2 separate regions of the Homo sapiens genome follow, and region 1 is linked to region 2. A link is an interaction called in ENCODE POLR2A ChIA-PET data of the cell type or tissue named here. Cell type or tissue: MCF 10A. All regions are shown on one strand. Each heading gives the region's core, and the rest is flanking DNA. Links, peaks and the distances in the headings are about the cores only.

What was found. ChIA-PET counts read pairs that join two places held together with the same protein. Peaks named below come from ENCODE experiments on the same cell type or tissue, not always from the same donor. Only the 100,000 strongest peaks of a DNase experiment are listed, where the experiment ranks them.
Region 1: POLR2A ChIA-PET joins it to region 2 with 5 read pairs; 6 of 35 experiments call an interaction of 5 or more read pairs at or near these places.

The regions. Positions count from the first base shown.
Region 1 is chr7:123,767,881-123,773,703 of GRCh38, reverse strand. It overlaps a transcript of HYAL4 not described here. Among named protein-coding and RNA genes, the nearest start is that of WASL-DT, 22 kb to the right of the region's middle. In MCF 10A, for the core only: no CTCF peak of the experiment used is centred there; DNase peaks (open chromatin) are centred at 3,103 and 4,143.
Region 2 is chr7:123,869,019-123,874,841 of GRCh38, reverse strand. HYAL4 (hyaluronidase 4) reads right to left here. Exons shown (of 5, transcript NM_012269.3): 3 at 5,615-5,823; 4 at 1-81. Among named protein-coding and RNA genes, the nearest start is that of HYAL4, 27 kb to the right of the region's middle. In MCF 10A, for the core only: a CTCF peak has its summit at 2,378; a DNase peak (open chromatin) is centred at 2,381.

The DNA of each region.
Region 1 (5,823 bases), core at 276-5,275, 100 kb after region 2:
AGGTCTGACTCAATGAGTTGGTTCCTGTAAAGAAAATGCACACAAACGTATATGCGCATGCACACATGCACACACCCCAAGGTAAAATTGAATTGTTAACAGCTAATACCATGTAAAAAAATATACATTATGTAAAAACATTCTGTGAGATAAAATCTATCCCTAAAGTATGTAAGTACCCGGTAGTTATTCCTGTTTGAACTAGTACAAATTGAGCTAGTATAAATTAATATGAAATTTTAAAACCAATAATGTAATTTCAGGTAGCAATTAATTTATTCTTATCTTACTCTTCCATAGAAAAGAGGAAATAATTAAGGAAAATAACAAAGAATACTTATTATTCATAAATAGATAAGTATTAAATAAATGAAACAGTAAATATTTACTTTTTTAAAATGTAGAAATAGGTCAAATCTGATAAACCACAGTTTATATGTTTTTTCCCATATAAGAGCACAAACAGGAACTCATACAAGAAGAGCACCTGGACTATTTGTTGCATTAACAGCGAAAACTCCTTAATTAACTATAAAATATAAAGAAGCAAAAACGAAGTGCGAATAAGAATCAGGAAAAAGCAAAGACTTCCAGTAGCTTTCATGGGCAAGATTAGACTTAAACCATCAGAAAAATATTCTTATGGAATACAAGTTCCAATGACATAAGAAAAAAAGAAAAAGAAAACAAATCAAGACCACCACTGAATCTTAGGAGAGACAATGCGGTGTGCCATGAATAGCTGGCACTATCAGTTCTTTTTCATGGGTGTAGTCTGGTCTGACATCAGATTTCGTTTTTTAACTGTAACATCTGCTAACAGTGTCCTTGTCCCTCACTTGGTGGATGGCCCTCTGCAGCTTTTGATCTTTCAGCCCCACCCCACTTCCTTCTGACTTGAGGCAAAAGGCACAGAAGCAGCTTTCATCAGGAAGAGCTTGGCTTTAAGACAATTTTCTATAATTCCATTTCGAAGATGCTTCACTTTCCACAGGTTTCATTTACTGTTCCACAAGTCACAATTTCTACACCACATGCATCAGATAATTGGATTGCTGCTTTGTCCCTAATTCCTAGTTTCGGTCTCAGTTTTTTGCCTACTTACTCATTGCTACCACTAAGATGAAGCACCCTTTTGTCTATTTTAACTTTAGTCTCCACGTTTGAAATTTTGTAACAGAAACATTGTTTTCAATGGTTGGAAATCCTGTTATTTGTGCACAAGCCTCTCAGATGACAAGTCCCATGTGTCACTTGTCTAGATGCCAGAGTGTCACATGTCTCAGGTATATGGGTATTATGATTATGCTCTTGCCACCTATTGAGATGCCCACTATTGCCTGAACCACGACGGGATGTTGCGGTTGCCCAGGGAATCTATCCACCAATCACTCTGCTTCCAGCCTTAGTGACTTCTATCCAAATCCAAGTATATAAGTCAAGGTTCTCCAGAGAAACAAAACCAGTAGGAAATATATAAACATATTGGAGCTTTGAACTTCCTGGGTCTCCACCTTTTTATATATAAAAAAGGAGATTTATTATGAGGAATTGGCTCACATGATTATGGAGGCTGAGAAGTCCCATGATCTGCCATCTGCAAGCTGGAGACTCAGGAAAGCCGATGTCAGTCAGTCTGAGTTCAAAGGCCTGAGACCCAGGGGAGCTGATAGTGTAAATCCCAGTCTGAGGGCTGGAGAAGACAAGGTGATGTGTCCCAGCTCAAACAGACAGGCAGGAAGCAAAAGTGGTTAATTTCTCTTCCCTTTCCCTTTTGTTCTACTCAGACCCGCAACAGTTTATATGATGCCCTCCATCTTGGGCAATGTACTTTACTGAGTCCATTAGTTCAAATGCTAATCTCTACATGGATGGGTAAGTTAAAAAAAAAAAAAAAAACCTCAAACCAAACAAACAAAAAACAAGCAAAGAAAACAAACGCTAATCTCATCCAGAAACACCCTCACAGACACTCTCAGAAATAATGTTTAACCTAGGCACCCTGTGGCCAGTGAAGTTCACACACTAACCAATAAGTCAAGTAATTGGTATTATGTACAAACTACCCATAACAAAAATGCCAAAATATCATAACAACTAAAAGGTTTTAAATTGCAACAAGATATTAGTGAGATGAAACACTATGGAAAAAATATATAAGGTTGCCAATGTATGTGAATGATGAGCTGAAGAGAATAACAAGCTGGGTAACTGAAATCAGATACTAGATGCTACTGGCATCTAGTGGGTAGAAGCTAGAGAGGTTGCTAAACATCCAACGCACAGACAGCCCCACAACAAAGAATTATGCAGTCTGAAATATCATTAGTACTAAGATACAGCAACACGTACATGTAGTTTTTGAAATCTGTATCCCTCATTTTGCATGATACCATGTTGACTGAGATTTGGAATCAGTGAATAGTGAGGAAATAATTTCAATAAATATGAGATTCAGTTAACATCGTACCAAGCAAGATGAGGACTGCCTTTATTTATTTGTCAGTTGAAGCTCAACTATCCATGATATTATATCAGGAAAGGAAACATATTTTTAGAAATAGATCTTCTCTTCAGCCTGCTCTTCCCAGGGTAGATTATTTAAAGTTAGGATGCTTAGAACTAACTGGACTTTTTATCTTCTTCTAAAACCTATCTCTTCCTCACCCTCTTTTTCTGTTAATGAAACTACCATTATTTTTTCTCTTCTGTCTCCTGAAGCCCTCCAATAAATTACCAAGCTCTGGTTCTATTCCTACCGTATTTACATTCATTTCCTCCTTCTTATTCTCAGTACCCCATCTCTAATTCATATCTTCTTTTTGCCTTTCACGGACTATAATTGCTTCATAATAAGACACAGAATCTCTGCCATGTAATCCATTTTAAGCATATGTCATATATAAAACCTTTTTTTTTTGATAAATTACTTTTCTTAAAGCACAACTCGGATCATGTAAATTCTTTGCCCCAAAATCTCTACTACTTCCTATTGTCTGCTGAATAATCTGACCCCAACGTACTCTAGTTTCATTTCTCAACACTCCTCTCCATGACTAATGCTCCCCTGAGCAGAATTACTACACTTCATTGTGTGATTACGCCCTGCTCTTCCCCATCTCTGAGCCTTTGTTCACACTGTCCACTCAGCTAGAAACCTCCACCCTGACTCATCTTGTTACCTATCTTTCCAACTTTAATGTTACTTTTTCTCCCAGGTCTTCCCTGGAACTTCCACGGCAGGATTTTTTTTTTTTTTTTTTAGATGGAGTCTCGCTCTGCCGCCCAGGCTTGAGTGCAGTGGCGCGATCTCTGCTCACTGCAAGCTCCGCCTCCCGGGTTCACGCCATTCTCCTGCCTCAGCCTCCCAAGCAGCTGGGACTACAGGCGCCCGTCACCACACCCAGCTAACTTTTTGTATTTTTAGTAGAGACGGGATTTCACGGTGTTAGCCAGGATGGTCTCTATCCTCGTGATCCGCCTGTCTCGGCCTCCCAAAGGGGATTTTTTTTTTATAGCCCACTTATGGTTATGATTTCCAAATGTCAGTTCACAGACAAACCATCAGTGACAAACTTTTCTCCTGTCCATGATGAAATGAACAATGTAGGTGAACGTTTTATAAAGGAATATTTATTTAGTTTAAACTTTATTCTGATATCATGCCCAGCCTTTTATTATTAAAATATCCTCTCTTTTTAAATATTGTTTAAAAAAAAAAACTTTACTTGGCGAAAATAAAAGCTGATAACCACACGTTTGTTATTTCAGTTGCTGAGAGAAATTTCACTGGTCTGTGAAATCCACGAGTCCTCATATCACATTTTACCCAGGATTAGTAAGTGGTCAACTTTTTGTTTAACGGTGTTTTTTTTTTTTTTTCAAGTCTCTTTCACTTACAGATTTGAGGCAGCTATTATTACTCTATGAGGTTATTTACAAAAGGACTGTTTAAACTATAGAGCAGACCGATGTTTGCATTGTGTAGTCTCTTACACTTGACGGTGAATTGTAGTGGACACTGTGATGCATCACCAAGATCCTCCTTCAGGAGGACTTGTTTCCCCCATGCTGGAAGGGCTGTTGGCAGAAGCCATCAGCTGCCAGCCTTTTCGGTATTGCTCCAATTGCAGAGAGCCACCTCAGTCAAGGTCATGCCCCTTTCTTGGCAGCTCATACACAATGACTAATTCACACAATGTCAGGAATACTCTGAAGGGCCATTCTAACCCCAGAGGTTTTCCTTGGATCAGCAAAACTGTTGCTGGGTCTGCTCCAAATTTAACTTTTCCTTCTGCCTACTCCTGCTTCCTCCTTCCCCTCTCTCTAACAGGTACAGGTCCCATAAACACTCCTATACACAGCCTAACTGCTAAACTCCATCCCAAAGTTGGCTTCCTACGGAATCCAACCTTCTTTATTAACTCATTGAAATCCAAAACTATGCTTTTTAATCTTTACATCTTCCCAAGAGCCTTACGTTGTGTCTTGAACATGTACTTGACACAATTAGAAAGGTAAATTAAGATAGATCCTCTTGCTTGAACCCATAATTCTACTTAGGAAAAAAAAGAAGACTAAACATACATAGGTAATGAACTCACTTGTGTTTCTCTCCCTGTGATGATATCATTAAAATTCTACTTCAGTATTGGTAGATTCTTACGTTGAATTTATAAGCTGACATGAGAAATACAATTTAAAATGTCAAAATAATGTTACCTTTACTTAGAAATGCTCATGGGTCTCTGAAAACAGAAACAGACTGTGGCATACAAAAAGGAAATTATTAAAAGGCTCATACAAATCTTAGGACAGAAACAGGGGCAACATCATTTGCCTGGAATCATAGCAAAAAAAAGTAACCAATGGACAATCTCCTCAGCTAGCTGATCAGAATGAACCAGCTCCTTTTCTTGGCTCCAAAGTAATTCCTCTTGAAACTCAAAATTCAGGGAGAAATTGTTTGCCTGGCCTGAGTTGTGTCACATGTTCACCTGGTCAAAGATTGCAGGACACTGGACTGACAATACTACCAAGATTACATGCAACAGGAGATGTACCTCCTCAAATGGTAGCTGAAGTGCTGCCATAAGGTTGGTGCAGATGTACAGTGTACACTGACTGATGAATCGGCCTACCTTATACAAGTCTATCAGATGATCATAAGCAAAAAACATCCCGAGTCTCTGAGTCTGAGGATGAATCGAGGCAATATTGTAGTAGCCATTGCCCAATAAATGTAATCAAAATGCCCTATAGTTTCACTTTTCAGGAGTGCTAAACAAGTGGAAATATCCTAATAAGATAGGTCTTTACCAGATAAACAAACCAGAAAGTACAAAATATAGATACTTAAATTATATCAACCAAACCCATGTAAATAAAGTGAGAACAGGTTGCTTACATTATTGAGATCGAATTGTTTGGTTTTTATTTTAATAATGGCAATTTGATTGTAAATGTTATTTATTTTTACTGAGGTTATGTAGTACTGTAGTTATGTTTATAGCACCTATGATTCTGGATGGATGAAGTGGCTGCCTAATATGAGATTACTTATTTTCCTATTCTTTTAAAGTTAATCTTAATCTTACATTTTTTAAAAATTAAATTTATTCACATACCTTTGTGGTAGGGTTGCCAGATAAAATACAGAATACCCACTTAAATTTGAATTTCAGATAAATAACAAATACTTTTTTAGCGTAAGCAGTCCCAAAGGTTGCATGGGACATAATTATACTGAAAGTTATTCATTGTTTATTTGAATTGTAAATGTCCTCAGGTGTCCTGCTTTTTATTTCCCCTCTAAATCTGGCA
Region 2 (5,823 bases), core at 436-5,435:
AGTTAAATTCATGTCTCCCCAAATAACAATGCCTGCAGCTCCCAAGGCAGCACTTTCTCCTATGGTGCTGACTAGATCTTGCTAGATTGAAGACAGTAGAGTTCATTATTAATTTGAATGTAAAACAATCCACCAGGGGCTGGGCGCGGTGGCTCACGCCTGTAATCCCAGCACTTTGGGAGGCCCAGGCGGGCAGATCACGAGGTCAAGAGTTTGAGACCAGCCTGGTCAACACAGTGAAACCCCGTCTCTACTGAAAATACAAAAAAAAATTAGCCAGGCGTGGTGGTGGGCGCCTATAATCCCAGCTACTCGGAGGCTGAGACAGGAGAATCATTTGAACCCAGGAGACGGAGGTTGCAGTGAGCCGAGATCGCACCATTGCACTCCAGCCTAGATGACAGGGTGAGACTCCGCCTCAAAAGCAAAAAACAAAAAAACCCACCAGGGATTAGGATTAGAGTCTGAGTTCAGTATAACAGGGCTGGTACTGAGCTCATATACTCCTTAGATACTATTTTCTATTTTCTTAGAGTGACACAAATGCTGAATAAACCAATGCTCAAAAATCACACTCTGTAATCATATGCAAAAACATAAATATTTTTAAAGAAAAACATATTTTGCCATGCAGGATATTATATTGAAGGCAATGAGGCTGTAAATAGTTATCAGAAATTATTTAATTGAAATAAATCGGGGGCACATACCCACATACCAGGTCATATGTATGTGCCCTGGAAACAGAATCCAAAAGTTTTCCTTCTCCAAATGCGATCCTGTTAACCAGGTTCCTTTTCCATTTTGCAACATGCCCCAGTGACACTTCATCCCCATAGTCATTTCAATTCCAAGGCCAGGCAAAGAAGCAACGTTAAGGGCTTGCAGGCTCTGATTTGGTCCAGCTTTTATATTTGTCCCTGAAATTATGTGTGTTTAATTTCTAAGTACCTGACCTAATGGGTTTTATTTATGACTCATCCAGTCATGGTAAAGTCGCTGGAATTTTCTGCAATATGGTTAAGACAGACAAAGGTAAGGTTTTAGCAGAGAGAATTTTGATTTTATAATCTTAAAGGGTTATTGTTTTAATGTTTAAAGATTAACAGGGATCTAGGCCGTTTTCTGGAGCAAATTAAGATTTGAATGTATGTAGTTGGTTTCCTAGTTTATTAAATTACAACACATTCCCTCACCCCACTCTTTAGGATACTAAGCATTCACCTTTTACTCCAAGGGTGAATTTCTACCAATTAAACGCTAGAAAATGTTATTAGGTGATTTGGTGGAAAATAAAAGCAGAACTGTAAATGCTATTTTGCCATTGGGCACTTAATATTAATACTTGAGAGATAAGTCTCTTTATCTGACACTTTTATTGTCTAACACTCAAAAAAAGGTTTTACAATATCAGTTTTTAAAGTTTTTTTTTTTTTTTTCTGGGCAATTGTCTTGTGACTTTCAACAAGGAAAGAGATTTTGGTTTAAACTAATTTCCCTTTCAGGTTAACATCCATTTTCATTCCCTATGATTATAATATCTGTTGAACAGGTCATAGCTGACATGAAAGGAAGGAGAGGAGGTTTTGAGAGGCTCAAATGAGATAGTATAAATGAAAGGATTTTGAAAATTGTCAATGGCACGATGAACAGGGACAGAGGAGGAGCCATCCCTGCAGTACCAAGACTGCAGACTCTGCTGAGTCTGCGTCCACTCCCTCTTTGGGCAAAGACATAAGGGAGCAGAACTCCTCACTCCGCTCACTTTGAAACTTCCCTGAAAATGGTGTCATATAGTCACATGGTATGATCAGGGCAGAAATCCCTAACAGCTCTCCTTTTGATGAAGGCATTGTCATCAAAGGAGAATAAGGACATAACATTTACATTTTATATTTATAGATTATTGGTCTATAGTAAGTATGTAAGCGTCAGATGTTTCTGGTGAAAGCCACACCTTCTGAGGTTGCTGTCAGTTTCTTCCAAATTAGTTTTCAAATCAGTTTCTCACCAAATTAGTTCACTGTCACCTCACAGACAGTAGGGTGCTGAATGAATCACAAAGCAGCTATGTTTTGGGGATCAGAAAATCAAGGGCACTACCCAGCTAGGAAAGTCACAGATAAAGTGCCTCTGGGAGCAGATTGGGACCACCTGAAAGCTTGAGCCACAGTGGTGTTGTCACATTACAGAAAAAAGAAGGAACAAAGTAGATGTACTGAAAATGAGCCTCCCAGGTCCCAGTGTGGCACAGGGTGCTTTGCACCTACACATGATCCTTGGACCTGAATCAAGGTTTCAGAAGTAGAGGGTAGGGCTACTCAGGGGATTCACTCAACACTTCGGTGTCAGTCCCTGACGCTTATCAAAGTGCATGTAAGCAACGTGCCCACTGTGGGGAGCTGGAGCATTACTAATGAGCTGCCTTTGTGCCTTACCGGAGACAGCATGAATTAATAACAAGGATAAATATCTTTAAATCTATAGGCAAGGAAACTCCTGTTGTTAATTTTTAAAAGCACATCTCACAGATGGAACAGGAGGCCATTACCTTAAGTGAAATAACTCAGAAACAGAAAGTAAAATATCACGTTTTTACTGATAAGTAGGAGCTAAACGATGGGTAAATATGGCCATACAGAGTGCAATAATAGACATTGGAGACTCCAAAAGGTGCAAGGGTGGGAGGAGAGTGAGGGATAAGAAATGACCTGTTGGGTAAAATATACATTTTTCGGGTGATGGGTACACTAGAAGCCCAGAATTCACCACTACTCAATATGTCCATGTAACAAAACTGCACTTGCACCCTGTAAATGTATAAAAATGAAAAACTAATAATAAATAATAAATGTTTTAAAAGCACAGCATCAGGTTATGTCTAGGTTGCATTTATATGTAAATAATGCAGGCAATCTTCTGTCTGAAATGAGGTTTGACTGCCTCTATATCCCCACGCTATAGCTATTGCCTGAGATACCACTCTTAAATATCCCATGTTTAAGTTTAAGGCTTTGATGGCTGTTAAAAAAGTAATAGCCATATCACATAGGTTTCTGTAGAGCTTCAAGTTTTCATATGCATGTTCTCATTTGATTTACATCATACTTTTGCTAGGTCAGTGGGGCAGGTAATATTGTCCCATTTTGTACATGAAGACACTAAGACACTAAGTCCAGGGAGGTTAAGAGATTTGCTACTTACTAGTGAATCTTTTTTGTAATCTTAACTGTATGTGTGTGTGCATTCTAAAATTCAGACATTGTTGGGAAAATCAGAAATGGAAGCCATTAATGGTCATTAAGAGTTTGGTACAAATGAATATCAGGCTTTTAAAAAATTATGGGCGGGGCCGGGCGCAGTGGCTCACACCTAAAATCCCAGCGCTTTGGGAGGCCAAGGCGGGTGGATCTCTTGAGGTCAGGAGTTCGAAACCAGCCTGGCCAACACGGCAAAACCCCGTCTCTACTAAAAACACAAAAATTAGCTGGGCATGGCGGCGCATGCAGTGTAACCTCAGCTACTTGGAGGCTGAGGCAGGAGAATCACTTGAACCCGGGAGGCAGAGGTCACAGTGAGCCGAAATCGCGCCACTGCACTCCAGCCTGGGAGACAGAGGGAAACTCCATCTAAAAAAAAAAAAAAAAATCATGGGCAGATTTTTAAAGTCAATAGGGTACAATGGTGGGTACACTTATAGTTTAAAACACTTGGAAATAGCTTGCCACTCGGAAAAAAAGAGTGCAGAATGAGATGAAACCCAAACTGTTGCTCCTTTTTTCCTGAGGAAAGAAAGCATTTCCGTGGCTGTAGCTATAGAAAAAGAAGCTTATACCAGGTTCACAGAATGTGCAGAATGTCCCAGTAGTCTAAATTCATCTTTTGAAATGAACGTTTTGTCCCTCAGAGTTTATTGTTTCTTCCAAAAGTCAATTTATTATCACTAAAGAAAGGAACTTGGTTGAGTCAAATATAGAAAAGACGTCTTACAAAAGAAACTGGTATTTAAATTTTGATTCCATTCCAGAGTCAAGATTATTTTATAAAGATTTACGTAACTTTCTTTCTTTTTTTTTTTTTTTGAGATGGAGTTTCGCTCTGTCGCCCAGGCTGGAGTGCAGTGGCACAATCTCGGCTCACTGCAACCTCTGCCTCCCGAGTTCAAGCAATTCTCTTCTCAGACTCCTGAGTAGCTGGGATTACAGGTACCCACCACCACACCTAGCTAATTTTTGTATTTTTAGTAGAGATGAGGTTTCACTATCTTGGTCAGGCTGGTCTTAAACTCCTGACCTTGTGATCCACCTGCCTCAACCTCCCAAAGAGCTGGGATTACAGGTGTGAGCCACTGCACCCGGCCTAGATAACTTTTTAAAACCTTTCAGACGGTACTGACTTCCTATTATTCTTCATTCAATTATTTTTCACTGATTTTTCTGGGTGGTATGAATAGAAGTTCACAACAGAGACTTTTTTTCCTTCCTCCTTCACCTCATGAGTGATGTTGGAGGTATGGTATTTACCATATTTCATACACATGCATCATTTCTCCCTCTGATGAATACATTCCATTTATGTTCCAAAGATACCTGGTCACTGTAGAGCCCTCACCTGGGTGTTTTCTATGCCTCCTCCTTAGGATGCCTAGAACTCAGAACGTCTTTAACAGATATTGGTGAGTTGAAATTTGTAATGGTGGAGAAAGGAAAAATGCCTCTGTTAAAATATATTAAACCACTGGTATCCAGCAATACCTTAAAACATCACTGCATCACACATGTGAAGCCCTCCACAAGTCCTGAGTCTTCTCAATGTAGAAAGGTTACACAAAATTATCCAAATCCAAAGATTAGGCTGGGCACGGTGGCTCATGCCTGTAATCTCAGCACTTTGGGAGGCCGAGGAGGGTGGATCACCTGAGGTCAGGAGTTCAAGGCCAGCCTGTCCAACATGGTGAAACCCCGTCTTTACTAAAAGTACAAAAATTAGCTGGGTGGGGGGGGGTGAGCACCTGTAAACCCAGCTACTTGGGAGGCTGAGGCAGGAGAATCGCTTGAACCCAGGAGGTGGGGGGTGCAGTGAGCCGAGATTGCATCATTACACTCCAGCCTAGGTGACAAGAACAAAAAACTCCATCTTGAAGAAAAAAAAAAAACAAAACAAAGATTAAAATACCCACTACTTTCCCTAGAATTTTTTTGTTTAAGTGGCTAGACAATTCTGCTTCCACATGTATGAGCAAACACTCCATTTCAAAACATCCTTTTTGATTGTCTAACCTGCTCACTGCCGATCATTTCAATAACCTTCCAAAATGCCCGATTGTAAGTGAGTACAGTTAAAGTTGGTGTGCAGGAAATGTAGTCGTTGCTGGTATCTACTTTAACCCTTTCTCACCTTACTTTGTTCCTTAAGAGAATAATAATGAGTAAGATAATCAAAATTCAGTTTCCATAAATGAAGAGTCTAAATGCATGACTAGTCAAGGAAGAATTATGCTCCCATATAACAAACCATTAATTGAAATCAATTCTTCAAAGAACATAATTAACAAAGAAATGTCCTTTTAGAGATAAGGAGGAAATCCCCCACCATTGGACAAGAAGCTTCTTACCTTAGAAAGGAAAAATAAAGGTTCATCTCTGTACCCTAGCCTTGTGTAGACAAATACAGGCAGAGCATAATCATGAGATGTCATGGTGGAGATCCTCATGGATTCATGCACCCGAAATTTGGAGAAGCGCAAAATGTTTTCACTGTCTCCAAGGGATTTCCAGACACCGATAGAAGGATATAAAGCAGCACTGCTGTTCCAGAGCCAAG